Regions from separate parts of the Homo sapiens genome. Here region 2 is linked to region 1. Evidence: chromatin loops called from intact Hi-C (ENCODE). Cell type or tissue: Calu3. All regions are shown on one strand. Links, peaks and the distances in the headings refer to the core of each region. The heading gives the core; the rest is flanking DNA.

The links. Hi-C counts contacts between places; a loop is a spot of excess contacts. Peaks named below come from ENCODE experiments on the same cell type or tissue, not always from the same donor. Only the 100,000 strongest peaks of a DNase experiment are listed, where the experiment ranks them.
Region 2: it touches region 1 in a loop (12-fold over the local background); 17 of 110 quality-filtered maps call a loop at or near these places.

Annotation. Positions count from the first base shown.
Region 1 is chr2:49,761,382-49,777,218 of GRCh38, reverse strand. No RefSeq gene overlaps it. Among named protein-coding and RNA genes, the nearest start is that of FSHR, 610 kb to the right of the region's middle. RefSeq lists an enhancer at 4,147-4,646. In Calu3, for the core only: no CTCF peak of the experiment used is centred there; a DNase peak (open chromatin) is centred at 6,118.
Region 2 is chr2:50,392,975-50,408,811 of GRCh38, reverse strand. The region is part of intron 17 of NRXN1 (neurexin 1); the gene reads left to right. Among named protein-coding and RNA genes, the nearest start is that of MIR8485, 300 kb to the left of the region's middle. In Calu3, for the core only: a CTCF peak has its summit at 6,214 (motif pointing right); a DNase peak (open chromatin) is centred at 6,261.

The DNA of each region.
Region 1 (15,837 bases), core at 2,615-10,614:
TTAAAAATGGGTAAAGGACCTGGATAGGCATTTCTCCAAAGAAGAAATAAAAATGGTCAACAGTTTTATGAGAAGATGCTCAGCATCATTAATCACTAAGGAAGTGCAAATCAAAATGACTTTAAGATATAACCTTACACTCATTAAGATGGCTTTTATCAAAGAGTCAAGAGATGACAAATATTGGTGAGGGTATGGAGAAAAGGAATGTACCCAGCGTTGATGGGAATGTAGATTGGTGCTGCCATTATGGCAAATAGCATGGAGGTTCATAAATAAAAAATAGAATTACCATATATTTCTTATTTTGAGTGCTTTGTAGTTTGTAACTCTGAGATCATTACTTTACATTTGCTGTCTTTTGGGCCTATATTAAGAAATATTTCTGTTTACAACAATTCTTTTCCAACTATAATATCCATCAGAACCACCTGAATAATTTACTGAAATATAGATTATAATTCAATAGATCTGGGTTGGGACCTAAGAGTCTGGGTTTCTAACCTGCTCACAGATGATGCCTCTGCTCTTGGTCCTCAGACCACACTTGGAGTAGCATGAAGTTATATTTGCTTCAGCTTCGGTGTCTGCTGGAAGCCAGAAGATTCTACCTAGAAACTGGGTCCAATTAACCATCTCCCTTGACCTGAAACAGTACAGGTAACTGCCCTACCACACAATTAGCTCAAAGCTCATTATCCTGATCACACCAATGGCATTGTAGTTGGCTCTCAGAAAAATCCTGCATCTCCCATATGAAAATAAGAGATGTTAAGAGTTACTTCTGTTAGAACAGTGATACCATAAAACATGTATTCTATACAATACATGATGTATTGATGCAGGAAGGCCCTTTAGAGCACACTGCCAGTCATGGTGCCAGAAACAAAAGTTTGGTTTACTTTTAAAAATACTTTAAAAAATAAAATAGGGGTCATAATGGAGCCATATCTAGTTGTTGTCACAACAGTCAGTGGAGACAATAGTCTGAAGAGCACTGATAATAATAAAAGGCTGTAGAAATGTACGGTGATAATTTTTCATGATTATTGATATAGTTTGGATATTTGCCCCACCCAAATCTCATGTTAAAATGTAATTCTCACTGTTGGAGGTGGAACCTGGTGAGAGGTGATTGAAGCATGAGGGTGGATCCTTCATGAATGATTTAGCACCATCCTCTTGATGCTGTCCTCACTATAGTGAGTTTTCTCTAGACTGGTTGTTAAAAAGTGTGCAGCACTTCCCCGACCCCCTCCTTGCTCCTACTTTCACCATGTGATGAGCCTGCTTCCCTTTTGCCTTCCACCATGATTAGAAGCTTCCTGAGGCCTCTGCTTCTGTGGAGGCCACTATGTTTCTTGTACGATCTGTAGAACTGTGAGCCAGTTAAAACTCTTTAAAAAATAAATAAATCACCCAGTCTCAGGTATTTCTTTACAGTAATTTAAGAATGGTCTAATATGGCTGAGTGCAGTGCCTCACGCCTGTAATCTTAACACTTTGGGAGGCTGAGGCAGGTGGATTACCTGAGGCCAGGATTTCGAGACCAGCCTGGCCAACATGGTGAAAACCCGTCTCTACTAAAAATACAAAAATGAGCCAGGTGAGGTGGTGGAAGCCTGTAGTCCCCAGCTACTTGGAAGGCTGAGGCAGGAGAATCACTTGAACCCAGAGGGCAGAGGAGAAAGAGTGAAACTTTGTCTCAAAAAAAAAAAAAAAGTGTGACCTAATACAATTCTCTTTCTTTCTCCATAATGAACAGACAAATTATGCAGTGCTGTCATAAGACAAAATAGTACTTGGTCTCTCTGTTTCCCATATATGGTCTTTGAACTGAGACATTTCCTTTTGGCCTTTTTTTATTCTCCTGTCAATTTTGATGATATTTAAGCTCTCAAAACAACAGTGGCAAACTTATTTTACCTTAAATGTTATTTTTACAACAGTTTTTCTCCATTTTATAAAATTCATATTACTCAGAGGATGCAAATTACCCAGTGAGACATAGTGAAATATTTCATAATGAAATATGACCATAGCACTGAGTTGGGATAATTTATATTTAGCAGTACCTTTGCTCCAAAAATGTCTCTACATGCCTGCTTTAAACAATGTGTTAGCTGATAAACACTGTCTACTAGGTTGAGGCAAAGCAATGTTATACCCATTTATAGCACAGGTACGCTAAGGTGTGTGCAATTCAAATTGGTAGCTCACCCAAGCTGCAAAACAATATTACATATATAAAAGCTTGTTTTTAGCAGCTAACTAGCAGGTCCTCTAATGCATGCCAGGTGTGGTACTCTCTGCTCTCCAATCCACCCAGTCATTAAAACATTGCTGAGAGCATATTTCTCTCCACTAGAGTTTTCCTAGGGGTTCTATCCAGGTGCATGAAATAGTTAGGAGGACCACATATGCATTTGCATTAAAATTAGTTTCTGATTTGCATATCATTTACATACTCCTACACAGACTGTGTCATCTATTCTTAGGAAGCTTTTCAAACATTATTTATTGCTACCATTAAGGTTGACACTTCTTGATTTTTCTCTTTTAATTTCATCCTCACCCCATCTTTGACCTTAGAGTTTGACATCAAAGAAATACACAAAGATGGTGATGATGAAGAGAGAGAGTAAAAGCTTTCTGCTAGGTTGTAGTGTGAAGAACACAAGACATATTTCAAAGAAACATTCATCTACAGATCCAAATTATACACTGCTTTTTTTTCTTTTTCTGGGAGAGGTAGAGTTGAGATCTCTCTCTGATGGGAGAAAGGAGGTAAACGAATGTTAATATTGTAGTATGTGAACTCAAAAACACTTGATGGAGTGATTCATTTATTTAATAATATTTATGGAACACTATAATGGTCAAGGACTTTACTAGGTAATGGACATACAACAGTGAGAAAAACATAGTCTTTAAAAATACCTGTTCTCATAGTTTATATTCTAGTTGCCAAGAAGTGGGTTGGAAGAGGGCAGACAAAGCAATAAATGAGCAATATACAGAGAGTTTCAGAGAGTGATCAATTTTAGGGACAAAAATAAGGTAATGAAGGGGGATAAAGAACATAAAATATTGAGATAGGGAGGTTACAGTTTCAAACAGAGTGATCAGAGAAGATATCTTTGAGACGTATTTGCTGTCAATAAAAACCTAAAGGAGATAAGAAAGCAATCTATGCTGACATCCAAGAAAACATAAGTGTTTTTGGAAATTCACTGATGAACGTATTAAAGTGAAAATTTCTGGGCTTATTCCCCAAAGATCTGATGTAGGGGGTCTGGGGTGAATTCCAGTTATCTAAATTTTATTACTAATCACAAGAGATTCTAATGTAGAAAGTCCTCATTTGTGAAGCACTGATTAGGTGTGACATAGCGAAATTCTTGATTTTGTGGGCATGTTATTGCAGAAGAGTTTCATTGTTATTTGAGATATCACATTTCTGAAAGCATTCTTAGAAAAATAAACACATTGTAATGCACACAAAAGTAAAAATTGGGAAATATTTTGAAATATTTCGTTGTTTTTAAAATCTGATATCTTATATACACAGTGCCATTAAATAGTAGCAGGCTAACACAAATGGAATATAAGGTCCAATTTCAGTCTTAAACAGAAATTTATTCATCAAAGATTGACTATTTCAAATAATATACTCCAGAAATACAAGTTTCTTTGTTCAGTTTCTGGTTGACTTAAATATTTACATTCTTTCCTTCTTTCATTCATCATCTCATTAATGTAATAAATGTTGGAAACTTTCTAGATGGCAAAAACCTTGCTAGATGCTGATAAGCCAAGATGAATCAGTCTAAATCCCTGGAGAAACAGAGTATCTATCTCCCTAATAAAGCTCCTTGAATAGTGCTAAGGAAAGGATTTCTTCTACCTGAAATATTTGAGGAAGGGCTTATAGGGAGTAGAGAGCTGAATTTTGAAAAGCAATTTAGAGTATTACCAGGCATAATAGGTGTGCCTGCTTGTTCAGGGCGAATGTGGGGAGGTTGCACGGAAGAAGCGCAGGTGGTTAAAGAACACTGAAAGCAGAGGAAAACTAAGCAAAGGTATGATGTTTTAATCACTTTCACATTCAGAGAAAGGTCGATAGTTTTTTTTTGTAGCAAGGCATACCACATTGGTCTTAGGTCACGTTGTTATAATGAAACACCATATGCTGAGAACATGAGCAACAAAAATTTATTTTATGGAGGCTAGGAAGTCAAAGATCCATGTGCCAGGTGATTCCCCTTTTAGTGAGGGTCTTCCTGGCTTGCAGGTGGCACCTTTTGCAATGTCCTTGCATGCTGGAGCTAGCAATCTCTCTTTTCTTCCTTTTGTAAAGCCATTAATCCCAATGATGGTTGCAGCGGCCCATTTGGAGCAGCCTGCAGGGATGCCAGCTTCAGCAGGGGAGGTCCTGCTGGGGCAGCAGGCTCCCTGGAGTTTGCAGGGTTCAGCACAGGTGGGAGTCATGCCCCCTAGGGAGTTGGTGGGGCAGGAGGCCTGTACTTGTGGGCACAGCTGCAGCTGCCCAACTGAGGCTCCAGACCCAGGCATTCCTGCGTGCTGTCTGGGTGGGAAGCACCCCCTTCCTCCCTCAGGCTCGGAAGTGCTTGCTCCTGCTCCCAGGCCTCCCAACACCCTGTGTCCTCTCTGGTGCAGAGCAAACTTGCAGCTGACCCTGGATGCTGTCGAAACACGGCTGGGTGTGCATGCACTCAGGATGGCACTGACACGCCAGTCCCCTGGTCCCTCTGGAGTTGGTCCTCTCTGGACTTTGGCCAGACTTTGGGAGGCGGGTTGTTATGTTGGTGGGGAGGCACTGAGGGAGGCTTGGCATGGGCCTGCAGGCAACCCTCTATGGTGGGAGGCAGACAGGACGGGAAGGTACGGTCCCTGTCGAAACTCCACTTTGGTCAGAAATGGCCTGAAGCCTGGGGACCTGGGTGCCAGTTCTGGTTGACCTTCTCATTCAGCGAGGACTTCCTTGATGACCATTCAGACTGTTGGATGATGCTTTTTCCAGGCCTGCCCATGGCTGCCCCTGAACCAATCAGCATGCACTTCTTCCCTTCTGAGCCCATAAAATCCCTGGACTCAGGCCTGTGTGGTGGCTCATGCCTGTAATCTCAGTACTTTGGGAGGCCAAGGTGGGCAGATCACCTGAGGTCTGGAGTTTGAGATTAGCCTGGCCAAATGGCCAAAACCTGTCTCTACTAAAAATACAAAAATTAGCCAGGTTCAGTGCTGGGTGCCTGTGATCCCAGCTACTTGGGAGACTGAGGCAGGGAGAATTGCTTGAACCCGGGAGGCAGAAGTTGCAGTGAGCCAAGAATGCACCACTGTGCTCCAGCTTGGGTGACAGAGCGAGACTCCATCTCAAAACAAACAAACAAAAACCCCTGGACTCAGCCAGACTTACACAGATGTCAGGGCTACCAGCTATGGAAAGGAGCCACCCACATAGGGTTTCCTCAACTCATCGGGATGACCTGCCAGCAGAAAGGAGCTACCCACCACAGGTCTCCTCTCTGCTGAGTGCTGGATTCTCATTGGGACAATGTACCTGTGGAAAGGAGCTACCCACTTTAGGTCTCCTGAGAGCTGTTCTGTTGGTCAACAAAGCTCCTCTCCACCTTGCTACCCTCCAGTTGTCCATGTACGTCATTCTTCCTGGATGTGGGACAAGAACCCAAACCCACCGAATGGCGATACTGAAAGAGCTGTAACACAAATAGTGCTGAAACATGTCCCCTGCTTGCCACCTTGTGAGCTATAAGAAGGAGAGAGCTGTTGCTCTTTGGGGAGTCCAGACTTAGGTGCTCCCTGAGCCAGGGCTGTTATGCCCTCTTTGGGGCTCTGTGTTTCCTGGTGTTTCCAGGCTTCTGGGCACCATCGTGTTCCCTAGTGCCTGCAGCTGAAGCTGCTTGCAGCATCCCTGGTCCAGCCACAGCCTTGTATGGAGTTGTTGCCTGGAGCTGCCCACCCTGCTGCAGCTGGCGTACCTGGCTGTGCACAGTGGCCAGACCCTGCACTTGCTCACACACCCCTCACTGCTCTGTGCCTGACTCACCCTTGGCAGGCGTGGGATTTGAGCCAGTAGTGTGAGCTGAGCGCAGCCTGCTGGGCTAAGTGGGTAGAACAAGTCCAGCATGCTGACCATAACTCAGGCAAAGGCACACTGGCCACAGAGGTTTCCAGCTGGAAATGTGACACCTCAAGGATCCTGTGACACCATCATGAGGGCCTCACCCTCTTGGCCTCATCTAACCCTCATTACCTCTCAAAGCCCCCATGTCCAAATACCATTACATTGGGGCTTAGGGCTTCAACATATGAATTTTGGGGAACACAATTCAGTCTATAGCAATTTATAAAGAAAGTGGCTAGAGGTCAAGGGGAAACATGATAGGGGATGGGATGGGTTGTGAAGGCTTTTTTAATGAAAAGAGTTAGGGCTTTCCTTTATAGACAAAAGGTAGTCACTGAACACCTATTCTATTATATATTAGCTGGGTGCCCTTGAGCGGTTTCTGTATACCTCATCTTCCTATTATAAGTATTGATTAATTAATACTACCATCTGGGTGTGATAACAGTCAATAGTATAATGCAGTAATTTTGCAATATGAGAGGTAGAAAATTCTGTTAAACCTTATTATTGGGGGAATCAAACTAGTTTGAAAAAAGATGCATCAACTAAGAGCTAAGAGAGGAGGAGTTAGAAATGGGGAGAAAAAGGCTGCATCTCAATACCGGCTATACGCTGACCTTAGTTTCAGGCACTGTGGAGGAAGATGGGGCTGGATGAAATCGGGATTGAATAAGGGAAAAGACTGTCCTAGAAAGCTAGACCCTTTATAGAGGTGCAGAGCTTCCCACAGTTGCTAGTCCCTAGATCTTCTACGTTGCTTTTTGATTCCCTTAATCCTACCTATTAACATTTGTCTCACCTCTGGATGGTACTTTCATGAAAAATACAGCCTATTATAATTTGTCAATTAAAAATAATATCAATATAATTTTATTCAATTCCCCCAGATAATACTTCTTGAATAAAGGAAAAAAGAACCTGTGGGAAATCTTATAGTAGAAGCCTAGATTTCAATTCTCTCATAAACGGGAAGTGCTGGGGGTATTACAAACTCCTGACGAAGCTAAACACCTTTTCTTGCCTAAATGGGTCCTGAGCTTAGGCAGTTTAGAGAATTGACTAGGCCTGTTAGACTATAGTATCTTTTTTACCTGCTAATATCAGGCATTGGGCAAAGGGAGGGAGGTGTACTTTAGGGCAAAGATGATAGAAAAAGGAATGTATTCAGAGTGTCTCAAAAATCCCAGCTGAGGGTGCCATGCATTTCTTGCTAGGATCTTGCTGCAATTTAACATAGGATTCTTTTAAAATCATATTTCATTATTAATCACTTATGCTTAAAGATACATATATTTTCAATCAAAAATCCCAAATCTTTAATGTAGTACAACCCTGCACTGTGAATTAAAGATGGTATTTAGGCCGGGTGCAGTGGCTCATGCCTGTTATCCCAGCACTTTGGGAGGCCAAGGTGGGTGGATCATGAGGTCAAGACATCGAGACCATCCTGGCCAATAGGGTGAAACCATGCCTCTACTAAAACTACAAAAAAAGTTAGCTGGGCATGGTGGGGCGTGCCTGTAGTTCCAGCCACTTGGGAGGCTGAGGCAGGATAATCACTTGAACGCAGGAGGCAGAGGCTGCAGTGAGCCGAGATTGCACCCCTGCATCACTGCACACTCCAGCCTGGCGACAGAGCGAGACTCCATCTCCTCCCCCAACCCCCACCACCCAAAAAAAAAAGATGGTGTTTAGCACTCTGACCAATCTTGGTTCAATTTAGCTTCACTGTTGCTGTTTCTATCTCTTCATATTTTTATTTCTTTTTTTATGGAAAAAATGTGGTTTTGTTTCAACCACAATTACAAGTATCCAGAAGGGCCAAAAAAAAAAAAAAAAGATGGGGAAAAGGGAAAGTGGAACTTATTACATTTTATTAATTCTATATCTTAGAATTAGTGCTCATGATAATATTCATGACCTCACTAGCAACTCATTGCAGCCCCAAAATCTCATCTTTAAAGTCATATTGAACCATCTAACAGTAATTCATAGGTTCATCTTGGGAGGCAGACTCTTTGTTTAGGCAGTAGTATATAAGTCCCTGCTACGTTGAAATTGCATGGTAGGTAGTTTACTTCAAATGCCTCAGCTAACGTGCACTTTCTCCCCAAGTTATTCTACCTTTCAGGGCCCAGTTCAAGTTCTATCTCTTACTTGAAGATTTCCCAAATGCTTCTGTCTATACCAATTTTTCTCCTCTTTGAGCTGTCAGTGAATAATTGACTACATTGTTGATATGCTAGATCTCATTTTCTGTTTTTTTCCCAAATAAAAAAATCAATGAGTGTTTATTGAGCAAAAAATAATAGAATAAATTATTTCTGCTCTTAAAAAGCTATGGTCTCCCTGGAAAGGGGAGGTTTAAAACATTTTCAAGAAAAAGCAAGTCACGTCGTAATGTAGGATATGACTGATTGCCAAATGAAGGATCCAGACAAACACTAACTAGACAGACCTGTTTGGATGATGAAGGGCAGAGAGCAGTTGAGACTGGATAAGAAGAGACGTTTTACAAAGGAGACAGAATTTGAGTTTGATCTTAAAACGTGGATAAAATATAGACGGAGAACACGAGAAGACTACCCTAAGTTTGAAAGTGTATGTTTCTTCATATGTTCAATATTCATTTGGCAATGTCTCTAGGTTCCTCACCAAGACTACAGAGACCTTTATTTCTTCTCTTCTAAAGGCAGTAACAAAGTGTTTAATAATATAGATGTATACATATTAGGTATCAATAATTTTGTTTCCCCCTTTTATCCTCTAATCTTACTACGTATCTGACAACTTACTAGGCCCATAATGTCCAATGCAAAAGTTATTTCACTAACAGAAATTATATGATTCATAATTTCATTTCTAAAATTGGTTTGTTAAAGTTGAAATGTTTTATTAAACTGTGATATAAATAAATGTACTGGCTAGAACACTACCACCCCCAGAAAACTTCTCCTCTGGTATTTTCTATTAATTACTAGGAGGATAATTCTTTATCTCTACTGAATGTAATGAATATACCAACATCACATATGGAGGCATGACTCCTTATGTGTATAAAAGTTTTTTTTAAAAGTCTTTGTCCACCTTCTCACTTCTCTGTTTTACAGTTCTTGAAATAATAGAAAGTATCTTTTCTTTGGGTCCTGAATTAATATAACCTAGAAACCATAAAGTGTCTTCTTTATCATTTTCAGTTTTCTTGTCTACTGAAATATAGAAAACTTCTTAAAGACATAAAAGTTGTGCTTTCTCTCTCTTCCCCTCCTTTCTGTCTTACCAGTAAAGGGCAAGAGAAAGATGATCTTTTCTCTAAAAACATCTCTCTTTAGATACCTCAACTACTGAAATACTTTTCTGTTTTCTCCTGCCCTTACTGTCTTTAGGCCAACTCCAAAATCTCATAATTCTATAATAATTAAAGAAAAGTCTGAGCAATTGCATCATAGTTTTTGTGCTGATGAGTACTCAGCTTATAGGCCTGTCTGACTCCCTGCTGAAGAGACAGGGACATCTGTGTTTTTTCTTTTTCAGTTAATTTCTCACGTAACAACTGGGATAGGCATAAGAAAAAAGAAGTAGGGATTCACCACATGGTTGATCTGATAGCTTTTCCCGGAGTTCTTATTATGAGAAAACAGAGGAGGATGATATTCAGGTTAGGCAGAGGAGCTGGCCTGAACACATGGGCCACGTTTAGGTTGAAGAGAGAAGTCTCATCCTTTTGTGTGTTGGCCTGAAGTTGGGCAGTGGTATATTTTACAGTTCTTATGAGTATGACTTCCTCTCCCTGATTATGAAAGGACCAGCTGAGCCTGAAATTTCCCTGCAGCTACTAACCTGGATTGTTTTTCCTCTAACTTCCTCTATGATTTATCATTTGAATATTTTTCCATACTTTACTTTTGCCATCCTTCTATTTCCATATGCATACTCTTACCTGTCCTAAAGTCTAGAAAAATTACCTACGAGATATAGATGAAGTTTAATTGTTGAACAAAAATGTAGATTAATGTAAAAACCTATCTCTCAGGAGTCAAAAGACTTCATTTCAATTTCAGATTTACCACGAACTGAAAATCTTGGCAGAGTCACTAACCTTTACATTTATGAGTTGCAGTTAAAAATACTTGTCCTACTTCTTGAGGTTGTTTTGCGGTTGGATTGAAGAACATGTATATTTCAATACTTAGAAATGTTTATAAAACACAAGCAGGTGTTAATTACTGTAGACACATACCCCAAATATCCTTTCTTAAAGGTAACAAATTACATAATATTTAAAAGTTCTTAACCTTTCTATTTTGTATCACAGAAAAGGTCACAGCTGAGGAAATAAATGATGGGTACTTGCAGAAGTACAACAGGAAGATGCTAAGTTTCTCTATGATTTACAAAACTTGTCTGTTATTCTTTTAGTTTCATCCTTTTAACCAAAAGATTTAAATCTTTCAACGTATACATTTTTGAGGGCCAAATGAAAAATAAAAGACACGTTACCTGACATTGAGGGTTTTACATGTTGACAAGATGATGTGCTTACAAAAAAACAGAGCTCTAGGATGGAATGTATTTCCAAACCATGTGCAACAGAACACTCGTATGCCACAAAATTTGGTTGATCCTATCAATATTCTTTATTCTAAAATCAATATATTCCTGTTTCTAAAAATAAGTAAGGAGCTTCTATTTCAAGTTGTGGCTAGAGCCCACCTCCCTCATAAGACCCCAATACAATGAGAGCATATAAATAATTCTATAGGAACAAACATAATAGAGAAGGCACTACAAAAGGAAAATATATTTTAATATACCATTTGCAGATAGAAAATATGCAGTCTGTTACCAGATTAAATAAAGTTATTTCCAGAATAAGTGAATCTACCTGCCTGGTAGAATCCCAGAATAGTCTTAATTCAGTGTAAATGGGTGTCATTGAAAGTGGAGGGGAAATGGTATTGGAGTATAGCGGGTGAGGGTATCTATAGCACAGCTAGAGCCATTCCCCACTCCCAAATGCTTTCCTCCCCTCTCCATCCCATCCTTGCATATGGGAAACAAACAGGCCAGCCATGTACACTAGTCAAAAACCTATTGCTCTATGTAATTTGTCTGCTGACATTGGAAGGCATACAATAAATTTGAATTTTTTAGAAAAGGCAGCCATGAGAATCTCAAAAAGAATAATATTCAGAAAAAGAGATCATGATATTACAGTGTGGAAATAGAAACAGCTCAGATATTTTAGTTTCCAACAATGTAGTTGAGAAATTTGCAATGCGTGTCTATATCTCTTAATAGAGTCTCATGATATTTTCTGAGAAAGAAATATGTGATTCAGTAAAAACAGTGACTTCTTGAAGGTCAAGAAGTCCTTGACCTTCAAGAATGCTAAGCAGAGCATTCTGGGTTAAAATCCATGTGTTAGGGACTCTACACCCATCTTGGCCCCACTACTTACTACCGATGTGCCCTAGAGCAAGTTATTTTTTCTAAGCCTCGTTTCCTTAACTCTAAAAGGAAATAATTATGTTACCTACCTGAGGAAGCTGTTGGAAGATTTAAAGAAAACAATGTACATGAACCATTTGGCACACTAGCTGACACTTAGAAAGGTCTCACATGTTAATAATTAGCAGATATCTATATTGTGTTCTTTATACCAAAATATTGGATCAGAGACAATCTAGCTTACTGTAAGAATAATTTTTCCTTAGAAAACAATATAATATTTTTAGATTTTCCAAAAATGTTTTCCTCTAATGTATCAAAATATAAACTAGAATATTCTGAATGTTAAACTTCCTCTTTGCTTGCTGATTTCATATACACACATACACACATATATATCTGATTCGTTTAAACTGTGTGCGTGGGTGTGTGTAGAGTTAAGCAAACTGGGTAGACAAGTCATACAAACAGAAACAAATAACTATTCAGAGATATTTTTGTACATTGGTCACTGAGGAAACATCTATTTTAATATACTTTCTATGACTCTTCTCCTTCATGGGGACTATAGGATGAAAGTTTTAGAAAACTTGCAAACGTAAGGTACTTATGTTAAAGGAACAATGAAATTATTTGAAGCAAGTTTTTAAGATTAAATATTTCCCAAATACATTTCTTCATTTTTACCACTTATAAGTGGTTTAAAGGTAACAAAAGAAGTTGTATTTCAACTGGTTTCATTCAGACACACACTTTAAAGAACTTATGCTATTATTTAAGGCAGTTTACATATAGTTACCAGCCCCCACATGACAATACTGTAAATGTTTTCGTTCTGGGCATAAAGTTTAGAGTGTAGTCTCAGGGGAAAGGAGATTATTGAAACTGTTAGCAGTATTTAGCAGTATTGTGGGAAAGGTACAGAGAGAATGGCTGGCTCTCTGCTGGGATGGAGATAATATATGGCCAAGAACCCAGAGCCTAAGTGCACACATCCTGTCCTCTCACAGTCATCTCTGAAAGCTACTTAGAGCAATAGGCAGAGCCAAAGGATAGACCAACACAAAGCCTTTTCTCTTTACTGCCAATATGCTCATGTCCCAAACCTTGTGAGTTTCTTGGGTTGAGGATGCTAAGATTTATTTCATGCCCCAAAACCAGGTCTAGGAAAAACCATGTGAAGGAAAGAAACTTGCTGCTTCTTAAGCCCTGAAAGGAACTCACAGAAGCCAGAAGATCCAAGATTTTCTATGGCCATCCTTCTAAATAGGATCAAACACTTTCCTTCTTATCCTCCTCATGTTAGCCAGAAAGGTATAAGTCTAAAAGACAGAGAAACCCTAAATACAGTGATGGTGATGTTTACTCTAACAATGTCATTGAATTTGGTCTTTCCTTGCCTTAATTCTCCGTATTTCCCTTTTCTGGATGTCAGGGGATTGGATAGGGAGCAGAGCCCAATATGAACATGTTTTTCCAAATAGAACAAGATTCGAGAGAGACGTCTGTCTTTATATGACTTCTTTCTTTGTCATTATCTTCTGCGCAAGTCTGGTATATGAACCCAATACAAACATTTGTGTTGGTGAGTGTCTTAGTCTATTTTGGTGGCTATAACAGAATACGAGAGACCAAGTGGCTTATAAAAAACAGAAATATATTTCTCACAGTTCTGATGTCTGGGAAATCCAAGATGAAGGCATTGTGAGGGCCTGCTTCCTGGTTCATATATGGTGACTTTTCCCTGTGTCTTCACATGGTAAAATGGGGAAGACAGCTCTGTGAGATATTCTTTATAAGAGCACAAATCCTATTCATGAGGGGTCCACTCTCATAATCTAATCTCTTCCCCCCACCCCCGCCGCCGCCAAAGTCCCCATCTCTAATAGCATCACATTGAGGGTTAGGGTTTTAACATACAAATTTTGAGGGGGACATAAACATTCAGTCTTTAGCAGTGAGATTTTATATACAGCTGTATAGGTAAACTGTGGTCCTATTGACCAGCTCTTATGTTTCTCGAAACTTTAACATGTACCTTTCAATCCTTTTAATTTCCTTTTATCAAATTCCTGTCATTTAAAAAATTCACATAAAACTGCACTATTTAAAATTGCTTCTTTCAACGCTTAAGAATACCAGCAACAATTAGAAAGCAACATGTATATTTTTGCCTGAAGAATATATTTTATGTCAGAAAATGGCCTTTTTGCATGTATTTTTTCCGTTAGCAAATAAAAAACTCCCGCCTTTTTCCTTAACATCAAATATTGCTCATGATTACTGTTTAATACTGTGTTTCTTCCAGTCTGCACTAAAGCCACACGGTAAAGCCGCTTTTGCATAAACTAGGTCAGTCATATTCGTCTCCAATTAGGGGTCAGGGTTTTTTGAACCATTGCTTTTAACTTCAGATAAAGTGGCAGACAAAATAGTTTCTTGCCCAATGGAAAGCACAGAAGGTAGAATTTGCTACTTCTACTTATTTTCTCTGGGTGGCTAGAGAGAGTTAATTATCAGGCTTAAACAAAATAACCATGATCAAGGAGCTTATTTAGGAACCAGGTTGAGCATCTTGATGATATACTGTTTTTGTTTTTAATTTTAAGGTAATGTTTGTAATAGTTTTTAGGTATAGTTGCACATAGCTTTGCTCATTAAACCAGGTAAAAATTTCAACCATATACAGATATATAAGCCCACAAATTTAGATACATAGTGAGACCAGAGGAGACATGTTCTCCCTGGTGGAAATGATGTAAATAGAAAAATCAGATTGGAATGCTTAAGTGCCTTTGCTCTCCAACTCACCTGTCAAATCAAAAATCAAATCAACAGGCATGGATCAGTTGCTTGCCGTGTCCCATATATTAGCCGGGAGCTCTATATTAGGCAGCCAGGTAATTTTTGTATTGCACGTTGTCTCTGCTTGTTTGATGTACAACATGTACATTGCAACCTTATTAGCTTAGACTCTCCCATACTAATTTTGAACTGAAATAGAAATGACATATAAAATAGATTATAAAGAAAATAAGTAGTTCAGAATTGTTTTAGCATTGTAAAAAGCACTGTTTATAGTTAATGGACCGATTGAATGAGTCTTTCATTCAGCAATTATTTACTTAATAAATGGTAGGCACTACAGTATGTATTATTATTATAGAAGAAAGACAAGGCCCTGTCCTTGTGGAAAAACTAAAATTTGCTTTAGCTAATCAATAAGGTGGTGAGCAGAAAGTTGCCAATCGATGACAGTCATTTTGTAGAATCAGCCTTAACACACCACCACCAACAAAAAAACTATTCTTAAAGTGAAACTTCCAGCCAACTAACATTTTTATTTTGGTTAATTTGAATGGGGGAATCTTGTGTTAATAGTAACTGTTTGGCAGAGAATAGGATCTGCAGTCTTTCTTTTATAGATTGAAAAGTTGATGAACAAAAGTGTTGAGTGACTGATCCCTCAGTTATTGCTGCGTAAAGTTTAACCTCCAGTTAGGAGGACTTCATAAGCAGCCTAATCATGAGGCTTTAAAGTTGTACTGACTGTGATGCACACTAAAAAAAATAAATTTCTGTCACAACCAGGTACCACACATGCATATTATTGGAACAAAATATCCATGAAAAATTCACACTTAGCACATACAATATGATTAAATACCTTCTATCTTTTTCCATTTTATTTTTTAAATAATGTTGGTTGCAACCCAGTACATATATTTCACAACCCACCAGTGAGTATTAATTCAGTGACTAAAAAGGAGATAAATATATTCCCGTACATGGAAAAGTAAATATGGCAGTTTCTATGTGTGTATTTTTATTATGATTTATTAAAATGTTATCATTTTCTTGTAATGTGTGTAAGGTTTCACAAGTGATTGTAAATAATCCTAATTCTTTCCTGTGACAAGTTAAGATATGCAAAATTTGTTCTTCATACTTTGAATTCATTAAGCACCTATTTCAGAGTTTCTCATAATATCTCTTACAAATGATGTTCATGGTATATATTTTTTCACTTCATATTTTCTCAGAATCTAGCACATTGCCTAGTGTTAAAAGGAGTGTGTTGAATAAAGGAATGAAAGAATGAATACATTTTAAGTTTTGCCTTCCATGTTTTGTTGGGTGAACTGCACAGTAAATTTGCCTTTGAAGGAAAATTGAACTGGGCTAAATGGAGAAGAGCCTTCAGAAGGGGAAGC
Region 2 (15,837 bases), core at 3,204-11,203, 630 kb before region 1:
CTTGCAGTGATTTCTGCTCCCAGTTAGAGCCATAAAGCATTTCTACTCTTCAGCTGTGGCAATAGGGAATGCAGAGGGGCAAATGGAAGTCAGGTGTAGAATGTAAATTCATTTCTAAAACAGACACAGACGCACACACAGACATACACACACACATACACACAATCAATGTTACAGCCAAATTAGGGGGACCTCGAAATTTGGAGTCTATTGCAGAGCATATTTTTCACTGTTGATGCATGCTACATCATGTCATTCTTTCAACAAATATTTTAAAAGCACCAAGTAAGCAAGAGGAAGTAGTGCAGAGTGGTTACAGCTGACTGAAAGCCAGACTGTTCCACCAAGCCCTGGCTATCTCAGCTACATCATGCAGCCTTGGGAAAACACTGGTCTCCAAAGCCAAAATTCCCTCACTGGCAAAATGAAGATAGAAACACTGCCTAGAGTTGTAGTGAGAACTAAATGTGGACATGGTAAGTGCTCAATAAATATTCTTTATTAGTGTGATCTTGTGCCAGGCAATAAACTTAACCAGACTCTCATTACTACTTGGAAATTCTCATGTTAATCTATTGTAGACTCAGATTTGCATTCTTCACAGTAGCCCTTGGAAATATTTCACTGAATTTACATTGCCATTCTTGTGAGACCTTACCATTCCAGATGGTAAGATCTTGGAGGGCTGGGCTTATATCTTATTTATTCTTAGATTTCCAAGATGGGCATATAGATACTATACACTGAAAACATTTACTGAATAAATATTGGAAGGACAACAAGTATTTATTGAGTGCATTGTCATTATTTAACATTTAGTTTAATTGGATAGGAAAAACAAACATACAACAGATGTTAAAATAGTATGAGTGAGAAGACGATGAAGCCCAAGCCATGTACAGAGAATAAAGGCTGTGGTCTTTCCCATATTCCTTTTTCTGTTACTTATAACAGAATACTTGAAACTGGGTAATTTATAAAGAAATGGAATATATTTCTTACCGTTGTGGAGGCTGAGAATTCCAAGGTCAAGGAACCATATCTGGTGAGGGCCTTTTTGCTGCGGAGGTCTCTCTACAGAGTCCTGAGGTGAGGTGGTGCAGGGCATCACATGATGAGAGGGCTGGGTGTGCTAGCTCAGGTCTCTCTTCCTCTTTTTATACAGCTACCACCCCCACTCCCATGATGACCCATTAATCCACAGATGGATTAACACATCCATGAGGGGACAGCCCTCATGACCCAATCACCTCTTAAAAGCCCCACTACTCAATATTGCCATATTGGGGATAAAATTTCAACGTGAGTTTTGGAGGGGACACATATTCAAGCCATAGGAGTCTTTAGGAGAGGGACAATATCAATGAGGCTGAAGACAGTGATTTGGGACTGAATTTTGTGTCCTGAAGGCGAGGTAGTTTACATATGCAGAGAGGATAATAGTATCATTGCCTATGGGAAGCTGTTATTCATTTTGAACAGAAAAGTAGCAAATTGATGACAAAAATGTCCAAAGAAGGGTAGTTTATAAAACCTTTAAAAGCATCTTGGGGCAAGGAAAGAAAATGTTACATATGTTTTAAGAAGTTGATCTTTTAATGTTATAGAGATGTGGGAAATTGTAGAAACAATTTAAATTTTCCCATCATTTGGCAGAGTAGAATATTGAGGCCATGGGAGTTTAATAATTTAAAAAATACACAATTTGATAATTTTTTAAAAAATGTATATCATTACTACTATCAATAAGTTTATCATGAGTCTGTAGGAAATTTCTTCCTTTTCAATTTTCCTGTTGTCCTCAGAGGTGATGGATATAGGCACTGGATTAGGGCTTTTCAAGTTCTTGAAGCTGTGAGTTGAGGTTTTTCTGTTTCCCAGGATGATCAATCAATGCAAAAAATTGAGCTTTAAAGATTCACTATGAAAAAGGAATGCTGCATAGATTAAATTGCATTTGAAGTTTAGACCTATAGCTTGGCTAGTATATCAACCTCCCAAGTAGACCATTTATTTTAGTGGTTTTAAAGGTACATGGAAGAGAGTCAGTCATTAGATAAGAACCAAAGGAAAGATACTGTGCAAACTCTGTCTGTCTCTCTCTGTATTAAATGGAAATGCTTAACCCAATGTTATTAATTATGGATGTGGACATGCCTAATACCTGGCATGTCATTAATTTATAATGAATATAACTTCCTTTTCTGTCTTTCCACTCAGATCCTACCTACACCTGGCTAGATATAGCTATGAAGTATCTTCCTGATTGCAGAGTCAAAACAACAAAGTTTATGCAAAGATAAAGTTTTTTACTAGAAAGTAGAGGTCATTAAAGGTGGGTGGAGTGTGGGTGGTGTCACCAATGTCCAAGAGGTAAGGGACAATATTTTGGAAAGGACAATCAAAATCCTTTTTTATTCAGCATTTCCTTTGCTCTTCACAAAAGATCCAGACAGACTTTAAAAGTATGTTTTTCTTTAAGGGGTTAACTTTTTATTCTTTTTTTTCCCCTTTATTTATTAGAACAGATTTATGACTGTGTCTCCTCTTAAAAGTTCCATCTTGTTTTATGGTGGTTTTCCCATCATGTCTTCTCCCAATAGGTGTGAAACCATTATTTAAAGACTTATTCCTAGAGGTATCAACATTTTATAGAAAGCAGAAAACATTGGAAAAGCATGATATGGCATCAAAATAGGGGATTGAAAATGTATCAGAGGAGGAGAATTAACATGAAAAACTGTAAGCTCTGGAGCTCAACTACCTAAACTTAATCTTGATTTCACTATTTATCAGCTGCATGATCTTGGACAAATGATTTACCAATCTGTGGCTGAATTTCCTCATCTATAAAACAATGATAATAATATTATCTAGCGTTGCAGAGTTTTGTGAGAATTTCAATGAATTAACAATTGTAAATCACCTTCAAAAATGACTGGAGAATAAGAAATACTCATTAAGAATTAGCTATTATTATTTTTCCTGTAATTATTATTTATATAGAGTGCAATACTTCTTTCATACAAATATAATTAATTCCTCAGGAAATTAAAGCACTGTGTTTGAGTCACGTGAGTGAGTAATAAACCTGGGAGCAAAATAAGTCTTCTGATTCCCAATTTTGTTTGCTTCCCACTGTACCATGTTGAGGTAGAAGAAAAAGTCAGAAACATAGTGAAGAAAGGATGCATAAAGGAAATGTACAATTTTCTCTGTTGAAAATCACCATTATTTCAGTCCCCAAATTGGGTGCTACCAACAGGTGGATTACTGTGACACAATAGAAAGAAGTTTTGTTTTATTTTCTTTATTTTCATTGTTTTCTATATGCTAAGCAAATCCTAATGTCTCTGGAAGTTTGCATTGCCCTTAAGAGATCTTCATTTTCTTTCCACCTCTTGGAGATTGTTGGTTTCTATGCCAAACCTAGCATTTGAAGAGACACCATTGTTTGCAATAGCATTTTATTTGATATTTTGCCCTTAATTCCAATCTTGAACAAATTTTTATTTGCCGTGTTTGGTAGGCTCATGTGTTGAGCCTGCGACTTCATTGAACATCAACAAGGAAACTTTTCTGTGATGCATATCAATCTGCAAGTGGAAAGATCCTCAAGATCTTACTTTAAATGAAAGCATGAGAAACATCATATATCCTTAGTTCAGTCCAGATATATTGACTTTGAAGATTTATGAAGAATGCAGAGATAGACAATATCACACACACCTTGTCATTTTTAAGCTCCCCTCTTTGGCATAGTAAGTTGGGGAAGAGGTGATTATTCTAGACCAGAACGTTTGTCAAGGGTGTGTTTTTGATTTGTTCTGCAAACCAAGCTTTTGGCAAGAGAAGAGTGTGTCAATATAAAGAGCCTAAGAGAGGTGCACCCTTGAGCCTCTTTTGAACTCTGTTCAATGAAAGGAACAGATTGGAAACCCTGTTACTCTCTCAAGTCAAGATCCTTTCTCTCTGACTGAAAGGTCTCTCACCACTAGAGCAGGGAGTCAAAACTCTTATACTGCAAAGATCCCCCTCCAGGCCTTTTTCCTGATCCTTAATGTCCAACTTTAGTGATTGGAAACATATGACTTTTCAATACTTTCAAAGGAGTGTTCAGTAAAGGAAATCAGACAAACTCTGAAATCCATATTTTCTCACAATTGTTACCCTTCTACAAGGATATTACCTGTGTAGCTAGCTAGAGCCTATAGTTTAGGTAGAAAATAGGCTAAAGAAGATTGGAGGGGCTTAATGGACCCAGAAAGGTACCTGGGTCCTGAAATATCTCCCACTTCAACCCTAAAACTCTTTGTGTCTTAAATTGTATGAAGTTCTGCTAAGAAGCTTTTCACTGAGTTGTGTGAGTGTCTTTCCTAAAAACTCAGTGGGTTTCCACTAGGGAGGTTAAAGAAGAATGTTCAGAGTTCACACACCTCAGTGTGCACTGGTTGAATCAGATGACTTCCTTCACCTATAGCCAGGACACTAAATAATAGGAGGAGAATGGATACTTTTATAGCAAGGACCAGTTAGAAAGAAACTATCCTGGGTGAAGCACTGGCATTAAAGTCTTTTCACCTATTAAATAGAGCATAGCTATGACCAAAAACAACAACAACAACAACAACAACAAAACAAAACAAACAAAAAAAAACTAAACAAAATATTCCTAAAGGAAGAAGACACAACAGAGGGTGTGAGGTGGAGCTTAGGGTAAGTGGTAGGGGGTAGGGAGTAAGTGAAAAAGAATGAATTTTCTTTCTAATACCCATCCACTCATTTTCCAAGTTTGGTTTATTTTAAAATTGTATCTATAGAGAAACTGTGATCATAGGTGTTGCTAGTATAGCAGTCCACTTCCAACAACTCAGAACATTGTCTTATGTTCAGAGGGCATTAACTGACAAAAGATTGGGTAAATGGTATTTTTAATGGAAGCTACGGCCCTCTTAGATTTTTCAAACGTCTGCTTAGACTTGAGTCTATTTTCTAAAATCTCTTCTAATGAAATAATCTGCATTTTAAAATTCTTATCAACACAGATACTAAGGGCAAATATAAAATGTGTATATTAATACAAATACATGAGATTACCTTAAAATTAGTATTACAAAGCTGTAAAAATTTTAAAGTAGCATAATACTAAGTTACATTTAGGAAAGTCATCTTATTATCGTCTCTTTTGAGGCTCATAAAAATTAATTATCCTTAGCCATAGTTTTTCCTTCTAATTTAATTTCTCCAAGTAGTTTTAAAATAAGGTCAAGTCAAAAATACTATTCTGTACATATGTACTAGATAACAACTGATGTATTGCCAGAGAAAGCTTATAGCCCAAATGTGAAAGAGTGGAGTTTCTTAAACCTGAACATATGTAAGAATTACCTGGGATAATTTTTAAATGCAGATTCTGATTTAGTAGGTTTGGGATGAAATCTAAGATTCCTTATTTCTAATAAGCTCCCAGGTGATGCAGATGCTGCTGGTCAGACAACTAGCAACAGGATGGAGACTCAATCATTAATGATTATCAAGCAAACAAGGAGCACCTTAATCTCCTTTACCCCATCACCTCTGTTTACCAACCAGTAGAGACCTCTCTAAGTATATAGTAAATTCTGTGTAATATAAATTATCTGAGCAACATACATTGTTCAAAGGTACCCAAGTAAGTCCTTGGAAACCAGGTGATGTTGTAGGAATTTGAAAGTCTGATAGCTCAGCAACCATGCCTGGGGTGCCCAGCCTGGATTACCTTTTGATGATTATAAGGGAAGTTAGTTTAATTGTTAATGGAAGTGTCTCCCCCAATCCGCACCCTTACATTAATATTTGTTTTGGAAAGCGCTATATCATTTTAAGTACACTTTACTGTGTGTAATTTCCGCCTCCTCCTCCTTCTCTTCTTATGTTTTTGTAACAGCTCTCTGCAGTAAATCTATCATTTATTATTATTACTAATTGCAATTTACAGGGAGGAGTTGAGGCTTAAAGAAAGATCTGTGAGTGCCAGATCACGTATCACTGGAGAAGTGGCTGAGCTAAGCCTAGTTCTAATGGGCTCTGGGATTCTTCACGCATAAAACAATCCTTCCCCCATTCGTCCCACTGCCAATGATGACTATGTAAAAAGAAATAGACAAAAAACAATATGCACACATTCCTTTCGTTTTTGTGCCTTTTTTGTTCAAAACATGATATGGCCTAACCAAGAGGTTTGACTTGCTCTCCGAAAGCTACTACTTCCGTAATCGACCAGCAGGGGACACTATGGCATAGGAATTCAGCTTTACTTGCTGATTACCGTTTCAAGGGTTGTTTCCCGCCCCCACATTCTATTTATTCCGTTTTCACCTTACTCACATTTATTAGATTGGCAGATGATATTCATCATTGGAAACAGTTCAACATACTTTACATTGAAGCAAAGGTTTTTACATTTTTTTGATGTTAAAAAAGGGGTGTGGAAAAAATTATAGCTGATGTAGCAAATAAGTCTACCATTTAAAAAAACCAACAAAAAAATGATTTCTCTTGTATCCATACTTATAAAATTAATGGATGTATTAAATTAGTGGAAAAAAAGACATGAAGGCTCAGTTACTTTGATCCCTAGGTACCTAGAGCAAATGTTTGTCACCTTTATTTTTCTTCTGCTACAGATTAATTTTATTTTCCAAACAGTAATAGATAAAAGAAGACAAGCTATACTAGTCTGAGTTCCTCTGGGTCTTATTTTCCACAGATTCAATCAGAATAAAAGGCTGCTGTTCTAGGCAAGTCCAGGTTGAGCAACTTCTTGTATCAAACCTTCAGTTCACTCTACTGGGATTTTTCTGCCCCTTCCCAGGTCAATAGGGGAAGAGAGGTCACTTCCCTAAGAGTAAAATAATCTGAACTAGGGCTTCCAGGAAGTGAAAAGGCTGGCTGGTTTGCATGATTATCTCCAGCTTTGAATATAGCAAGATATTGAAATACCAGAAAGAGCTGTTAGGAAAATCACCCTGGTTGTGTTTTAAGTTGCTTTTAAATGAATTGTTTTGTTTGTAAAAAATAAAATAAAATAAAATTCCAACCATAGGCTCTTGTGGCAACTTGCCTACCCCAAAATGGTCTCAGCATGCAATAATTGCTCCATCCTTTTCTCTGCCTTGCCTTTTGTTTGCCATTAGCTATTAATATAACCAATTAAAGACGTCTCACGTAGGATCCCAGCTGAATTCATCTAGTAAAGTGTCCTGTCTTCCCTTAGGGTACCCCTAGTCATACTTTGGAAGGGAATCAAATCTAGAAGGAATCTTAGAAATTTTAGTTTTATGGGCCACTTAAGCCCTCTCCCTCCCCGCTCTCACCAGTGAAGAAGCCAAGTCCCCAGTTATCAAACCATTTGCCAAAGGACACATGTCTGCTTTCAGGGAGAGACTGGAACATCTCCTGACTGTCCTGCAGTTACTGCTACTCCTGGGCAGTGATTTTTCAAACCATTAGTGATATTGGTATTTGATTCACACATATACATTAAGAGTAATTTTACTAGCAGGCCTTCCCATCTTAAGGTATAGATTTTAAAATATTTCCATTTTAGAAACAAAAATTAATGTAAGCATCTTCCCACATTGAGTGTGAATGAGGAACCTGAAGGCCTAAACAAAGCGCTTGGTATCTAATATGAACATATTTTGATAACAGGGCCAAAAATATCCGAGAAAATCATGGAAGAAAATTTAAATTTGAAATGTTACATTGGTTAACCCACTTTTCTGAGTATCAGAAAAGGTCCACAATATTTCATTATTAGAGTGGGCACTTCTCAGTGCAGTTCACAAGAGCCTCTGCTCTGGGATTTTGCATTAAGGTGATCACACAGCACTATGACATGAATAGATATATCTTGCGGAGCATCAACCCAGGTGTGTGAAATATCATCACAACATGCCCTTTGATAATCAACTGTATATTTCTTAAACATATTCATATCTTCAGTTTCTACCAAATCTTATAAAAATAAAACATACACTTCTTGAATGCAAAACATTCCTCTTTGTTTGCCCAAAGCACACTTTTTTTCAGTTTCAGCATTCAGAATTCTAGCAGATACTTTCTTGATAAGTTTACAGATTTTGAGCAGAACCTTACTTGTCCACACTGACATGTTTGTTAGTGTATTCCAATTTCATTAGTCCAATGGAACCTTTTTAATGTCCTTTCACCTGGAAACTTTCTGGTCTAGTGCCTTGTGGTTTTGCTAATGAAACTCTTATCTTGTCCAGCCATTGATACCCTCTGGCATTATTTATTTAAGCTAGTTTTTCTTTATTATATTCATTACAATCAGAAATCTAAGTATTTTAATCATGTTCCCACTTTATTATGTTTATATGAGCAACGGCGTTTCTGAAGACCCCTACCCCCCAATAGCACTCCTTATGGAGTTCTAAACAATTTGAATATTTAAAAAAGATGGAAAGTGTAGATGAATAAACAATTATCATCCTTGATTTTGTCTGTTCTGCTATGTTTTCCATTTCAGTAATGTGGAAAATCTTACACATATTGGAATATGGGAAATATGTCAGTATAAAGGAAACTCGACATCGCTTCCTTCATTTGTGATTTTTTTTCCTAGCATATTAATGTTTTATATCAGCAAGTAACAGTAGTTTCATGCAAAGTATACAAATAGGTGAAGGGAACAATCTGTAGAGGAACCAAGTACAGTTTGTTCAGACTATTCTTTCTTGGGGTGCATTATGCCACAAGCTCTGTTTGGCAAGTGTTAATTGTACTCGTCTACCTGACATTTGTGCATTTTACTCATGTCTCCTAACCACAATTCTTTCCTGGACTCCCATCTATCAAGCAACATTATCCTTTTAATTTTTAACTAAAGACCTGTTCTTATTATATTTATTTATTAAAAATTAAATGCCTTTCAATGATAATATTTTTCTGAGAATTTTTTTTTTTTTTTTTTTTTTTTTTTTTTTTTTTTTTTTTTTTTTTTTTTTTTTTTTTTTTTACCAGTTCTCTCGTTACAGAGCTGGGTAGATTTGGAATAGTGTAAGTTTTTGCAGAATACTGAACAAGGTTTTTCAAAAACACCTGAATGCACAAAGACCAATTTGGACAACATGACTTAGTGGTGAGAGCCACACGAACCTGCTTACTGGACCCCTGGGTTAGGCAAGCCTAACTCCATGCACACAAGTGATGGGCCCTGGGCAAGGGGCACCCATGAATTAGAGCCCTTGAAAGAGCAAAGGGCCCTGTGCTTCCTTATAAAAGCTCTCCCAATAGGAAGAAGCATGGAACTGAACAGAACATGCCTAAAATTATTTTTCCCAACTGTGGTAATCAAAGGCATAGGGAAAAACCGAGAAGAAAAATAAAATCCTTCCTCATGAACTCAGGAGTAGAGAAAATGTGTTACCCTCTAACAGTGCTGGAAAACATTTCCAGAAACATTTGAAAATATTGATCAAGAATGGAAAAGTAAAAAATAATGCAAGTAACCCATTCTTATATGAGGGACAGCTAGGTTTAATAATGGGAAATATATCCTTCCAGACCTCATGTGGTGTCAACCAGGTTTTATGCAATATTTAGGAGTGGCCATTTCCCCTGTTCTTGAATTCGTCTCTTAAAAAATTACTAAAGCCCTTTAAAAACTCAACCCTTTAAAATCTAAGTGAAAAACATAAAAACAGAGGGTTAGTAGAATAATCAAGCTTATTCTCTATTTGAGTTTTACTTTCGAAAATCCATTATGACCTCCAATCAGTCCTGAAAATAGTCACGCACATATTTGTCCAGACATGTTATAATTTATTCCAACTGAGTGGGAAAAGAAAGTTTCTTTCATGTATATGCTTGTATACCTACCCTCCTATCCTCTACCATCAATAGAAACAAATGACTGCATGATGAAACTCAGGGTATCTCTCAGCCCCACTACTGGCTGATAATTAAATAGCATACCACTTTTGTACTACCAAGCTAGATATAGTGGAACTCTAGAAATGACAATAGAAAACACATGAGGAAGCCTCTTAATTAGAGAATGATTACTTTTTTGAGCCAGCTGGGGTATAAGTAAATCCTGTCCAAAGGCAGTGCCCATTAGTCTAATGACCACATGCCTGCAAATGGAAACAGTTTTTGGACTTCTCTACACAGGGAAAATGACTGTGTATGTTAATTAGCAGAAGCTCCTTCCCAGTTTTATCTGCTATAATAAATTATTTACATTTCCACAAAGATGCATCTGTTTGAGGTCTCATGTGTATCCTACACATACTTATGTTTTCCACAATACTGTTTTTTTTCTCTGCCTAACATAATAACCTTGTTCACTCTATTTTCAGTTTTCTTTTCTTTTATTATTTGAGTAGGATTCCAATGCTTGAATAACATTGCGTTTGAATAGTATACCCTTTTTAGTTACTCGACTTTACCAGGTGTACTTTCTCAAAAGAAACTAATAAGAATGCTAAGATAATGAGTACAATAGCCAGTAAACTTTAGTAGAGGGAGAAATTTTAAAATTCCTTGCTGTTTGAATCTATGAAAACCGTGACCTTAGTGGAAATGCAAAATAATGCAGATTTGCTAAACAGTTCTACAAGTGCTGGGAGTTACTGTGGAAACTTAGCCAATAAATCATCCCCACTTAAAAGGGGAAAAACAGCCAAAGAATCTATGATCCTGAAAATGTCACAGCCTCTGAAACGTGTGTGTGGAAAGCAATGTTTAAACCAAATATGATGTTTTTTTCCAACATTCTTCCTTTCTAATGTGAAATAACTAATAATGTATTCACATTATCTGTAAGATTTTATCTTGTTTTGAGTGTCCAAATGTATTTAAGAACATTGCAAGGTTTTGTTTTGCAATTTTACTGTATTTGTTGGTCAATTAATTGATTGCCATTAGAATGTGACTTTTTAAATAACCTTTCATACAGAAATAATTCTGTTACTATAAAGGAAAAAGAGTCAATAACTAACACCAGTAAAACAAGTAATGAAGCTTTTAAAGATAAAAAAGAAATCTCTCATACCTCCACCATTCTAAACACAACAGATTTCCTTTGAGCCTATCCTTTTTACTGACAGTAGCCAGAAAACAACTGTGAATGAAGGGCTTTCCAGATCAATTCTTAAATCAAAAAGTGTTGGAAAACTCAGATTTAAAAAAGAGAGAAACATTAGGAGCTTGTGTCCTGGTCAAGAAATGACCAATGAACTCCTTGATAAGCTTCACGCCCTCACCTGTAACATGGACTTAATAATAGTACCCACCGTTCATCTGTAACATGGCTGTAATAATGGCACCTACTCGTTGCTGTTAGCATTGAAGGAGCCAACGTATGCAAGCCAATCACTTAACAAATGTCCATTGTTCTGCTTGTCATTCTTTGCTTATACTTCCTGACAACAAGCAGAAACCTTAGAAGAGTGGTCTGTTCACTTTAGGGAAGGCTAAGTCAGCATTAGGTGTCTTCCATCTTAAAGCACACAAGACAGACTGGGTAGAGCAGCAGCGTCACTGATCGCCACTCTAATAGCTCTCTGGCTAAGTTTCTCATGTCCTTTGCGGTGTTAACTACAAAATGCATCGACCAGATTCTCCTCATAGTTTCTTCACAGGGCCAGAATGACACCAAAAGTAGAGTAGGCCCAGTGACCTGATACCAGAGAGCCAGAACACTCAGCAGAGTGCACAGTAGGGTCCTTGCATAGGGTCACCTGAAGACCTGAGACCATCTTCGGGAGAGTCAGGAGTGGAACGTGCTGCTTCTTAAAAAGAATCTAGGATAGTAGATTTATCTTCTTCCCTTCTCCTCTCTAGGTTTCACCTGAAGCTTACAATAGCCGATCAACCTTCAACAACTTTGACCTTAAGTCCAAATCTTAAGGAGACAAAAATACTCGTCTTCTATGTAAAATTGTTGAGAAACCTGCTCTGGAAGATATATTTTAAAAAATTAATGATAGGTTTTTCCTCTTTTCTTTGAGAAATCATCTTACATTTCTGAATTTGAATGCTTACTCCTCCAGAATGTTTGAGCACCGTGATCAGTATTTTTGCACTTCACCTGAGAGTGCGTGAGTCCCTTTATGGTTATACTTAAACAGTCTTGCCTTGCTATGCCTCCTTCGCACAGTAGGTTAGGAATCACTAGAGCAAAGCAGACATAGCCCTGTTAACACCAAAAAGAAGTTCTCGTTTTTTGACCACAATTCCTCATAACCCATTCCAAAAACAAAACAAAAAACTCTCAAACTCTTGATAACAAAAAATTCACTACCTAGTAAAATTCAAGCAGGGTGTGATATATGTATATATTTGCTTTGTAGCAGGAATGTGGATGATTCATATTGTTTGCTATGTGTAGCTATCTAAAAATATATCCATAATACAATTTTAGATCACAAATAGTTCTGATTCAAATAAGTACCATTACATGTGATACTGTTAAGCAAAGAAACTTTCACATGTTAAATTGACAATAATGAAGTCTAAATAAACAGGAATTTGTTATTTAGAGTAGGAATAATGTTACTTTAAATGGCACTTGAAAACCACTTACACTTTTATCTGTGCTGAAGATTTTGGCAGTTCTGCCTGTTTGCATGTGCTCTTGCAGAGGGTGCGATTTGCATTGCTCTCAGGTGTTGGGTAGCAGCCAGCTTTCTCATTAGGATATTGAATTAGAATTCTCAGTAAACTCTATTAAGTACTAATTTTAGTTTATGAAAACTAAATTTTAGTAATTCAATAACTTTTCAATAATCTACTGGTAAGGATACTCTAGACATAGGTAAATGGCCTTCAACAACCTTAGTCCCTAACGACAGAGCAGAGGATTTACATATTTGGATGAACTGAGTCATCAGGGTCACCAGGAGTGTTCTTGAGTCCTGCTAGTGGCAGTGAGTTCTACACTAAAAATGACCAATGTAGCCATCAGAAAGGCAAGGATGCAAATTTCACCTCCACTTAACAGCTGTCTGGTGTAGGACAAGTTGTCTGACTCACTTAGTTTTGTCTTCTCTGAAATAGGGAACCTTATACCTCATGGAGTTGTCACAGGAACTTATATGATATAGTGCTTGTAAAGCTTTTAGCACATTCCCTGGCATAAGTTAAGTTGTTCTATAAACAATAGTTATTGTGATTCATTTTGTTATCTTTCACAAGTTTCAGCAGAGTACAAGGAAATGGTAGTTGCGTATTCAATTGAAGTGGATGAAATCAGACTGTATTTTAAAACTAGCAAGCATATAAAGGACCTGCTTTGATTTTTCCTAGAGCTGATATATACGTTAGAATCCATTTTTATATCAGAGTAAATGTGAGCAAGATAAATAATGTGTAGAAAAAAATTCTTTTTTATAATGTCTTCTGCTTGTAGAAGAGTATGTTTAATAAAATATTTTAAGTGATCTTTGTTGGGTTCCTAAACAGCACATTTTAGCACTTTTTGATGTGAGGTAAAGAATTAGGACAAGTGTTATGATCATTTTCTGGTATTTCAATCTCGTAGTCTTTAATTTATTCATTTATTTGGCAACCATTTGTTGAGTGTCAACTATATGTCAGGCTTTATGGGCAAGTGTAAACAAAATAGAATTCTTATCCTCCTAGAACATAATTTCTATTGGAGAATATCAATAACAAAGAAAAAAGAAATAATATGATGTGAGTATAATATAATACCTATGAAGAAAAGCATAGCAGGGAAATGGGAAAAAGTGAGCTAGAAAGTAATAGGAGATTATATTAGGAAAAATTATGAGAGGCTTCTTTGAAAGGGGACCTTTTATTATACCCTAGAATGAAATAAGAAAAGTAGTCATGTGACTGTCTTGGTGAAGAGGATCACAAGGCATGGAAATAGCAAATGCAGATGTTTGAAGAATAAGAAGACCTGGGTAACTGGAGGAGCATGAGCAGGAAGGAAAAAGAGTAGGAGGCCAGGAAGAGCAGGAAGGAGGCCAGATGCCTTCTCATATCATTCAGGTTATTGAAAAGGATCTGAATTTTACCCTAAGTGTGTTAGAAAGCCACTGGGAACATTTGATCATGAGGATGACTTTTATTTTTTAAAAAAAGATAACTCTGGCTGCAGTGTGGACAATAGATTGCAGAGAAGAGGGAGGAAAAAAAACCGTATTAGGATGCTGTAGCAGGCGTCCACAAAAGAGACAGTGGTGGCTTAGATTTAGGTGGTTGTGAGGTTCAAGCCAATAAGTGGTAAAATCCCACATGCATTTTAGAGACAGAGCAGACTGCACTTGCCGACAGATTAGAGGTGTGGAGTGGAAGAAAGCGGAATTTAAATATATTCTTTAATTCTGACCCACTTAATTGTGAGAATAGTGGTGTTATTAGCGGAAGACTTGTTGCGAATGGAAAATCAAGACTTTTATCCTTTGGGGGAGGTTGGAGTGGAAAAGTGGATGTTTTGTTGTTGTTTTTAGACTTTGGTTTTGATATACCTAGTGGACATCCAAGTAGGTAGATGGATACATGAGTCAGAATTTTCAGGGAGAGTTGTGGCTGGAGATGCAAGCATAAGCATCATCACATATAGATAGATTGTAGTCGCAGGACAAGATGAAATTACCCAGAAAGGGAGTTTAGATGGGGAAGAGATATGAAAACTGAGCCTTCTCATATTTGGAGGTCACAAAATAACAGAATCTAGCAGAGAATACTGAGAATAAATGGTCAGCAAGCTAAGAAAAATAGAACTAGCGTGTGACATCCTGAAAGCTGAAAAAATAAAGTGTTTCAAAAAAGAGAATAATCTACCGTGTCAGATGTTTTATTTATAGTGTAGAGAAACATTCTTCAATTACAAAACCTAGAAAATGGCAACATGGAGACAACAAAGTGGCTTCTCTCTGGAGATGACACCTGTTGATTTGAAAATGTCTTGGGTTTATTTGCTGCCTGTGATTTTTCTCGCATAATTCTTCCTCTTATTTTCTTTTTTCCTGGGAATTGTATGTGTCAGCAGCAAGTGAGCAGTAATTTTGCCAGATTCTCATGTAGGGAGAAAGTCCTGAAGAAATAGTAGATTAAGCCTATTTTTCAAATCTATCTATTCCTGCTAAAGGAACACTTCGATGTAACAAACTTCAGAGAATAAAAATACTAGTAAAAATGAAGTTGTTATGATAAAAGTGAGGAACAATATACATTCTATCTCAAGTTTTCAAAAAATCCAGACTTTGGAACAGCCTAATTTTACCTATCTTTCTCATTTTTCTTAAGTTCTTTCTGTTTTCCACAGCCAAAATATCTTTACTTCTTAAATTAACAGTTTCCTGTTTTGTGTATTTTGAAAACAGCACACTATCCTGTAATCCTTCTCCCTGAAATATTTCATTGAACTTCTACTTGGAGGGTCACAAGACTCAAATTTCAGCAAGCAGATAAATTAAATGACCAAAGAAACCAGGTACCGTGAGAAATGCACTTTGTCTAAAGAGGCGATTGAGTTCTGAGAATAAATGGCAGTATGATAAGAAAAACAGACGTAATGTTTAGCGCTTTGGATGTTAAAGAAATAAATTGTTTCAAAGAAGGAAAACATCCAGTATACATATGTTTTATTATTATTTTTTTTTTTGGTATGGAGAGGGCCCTTAAATTACAATACCTAGAAATTGATAACATCTGGACAATAGAATGGCTTCTCTCTTGAGATGGCACCTGTTGATTTGAAAATGTCTTGGGTTTGTTGCCTGCAATTTATCCATTATAGTTCTCCCCTTTTTCTTCTTTCCCGGGAATGTTTCCATGTCATCCAAATTTTAAAGA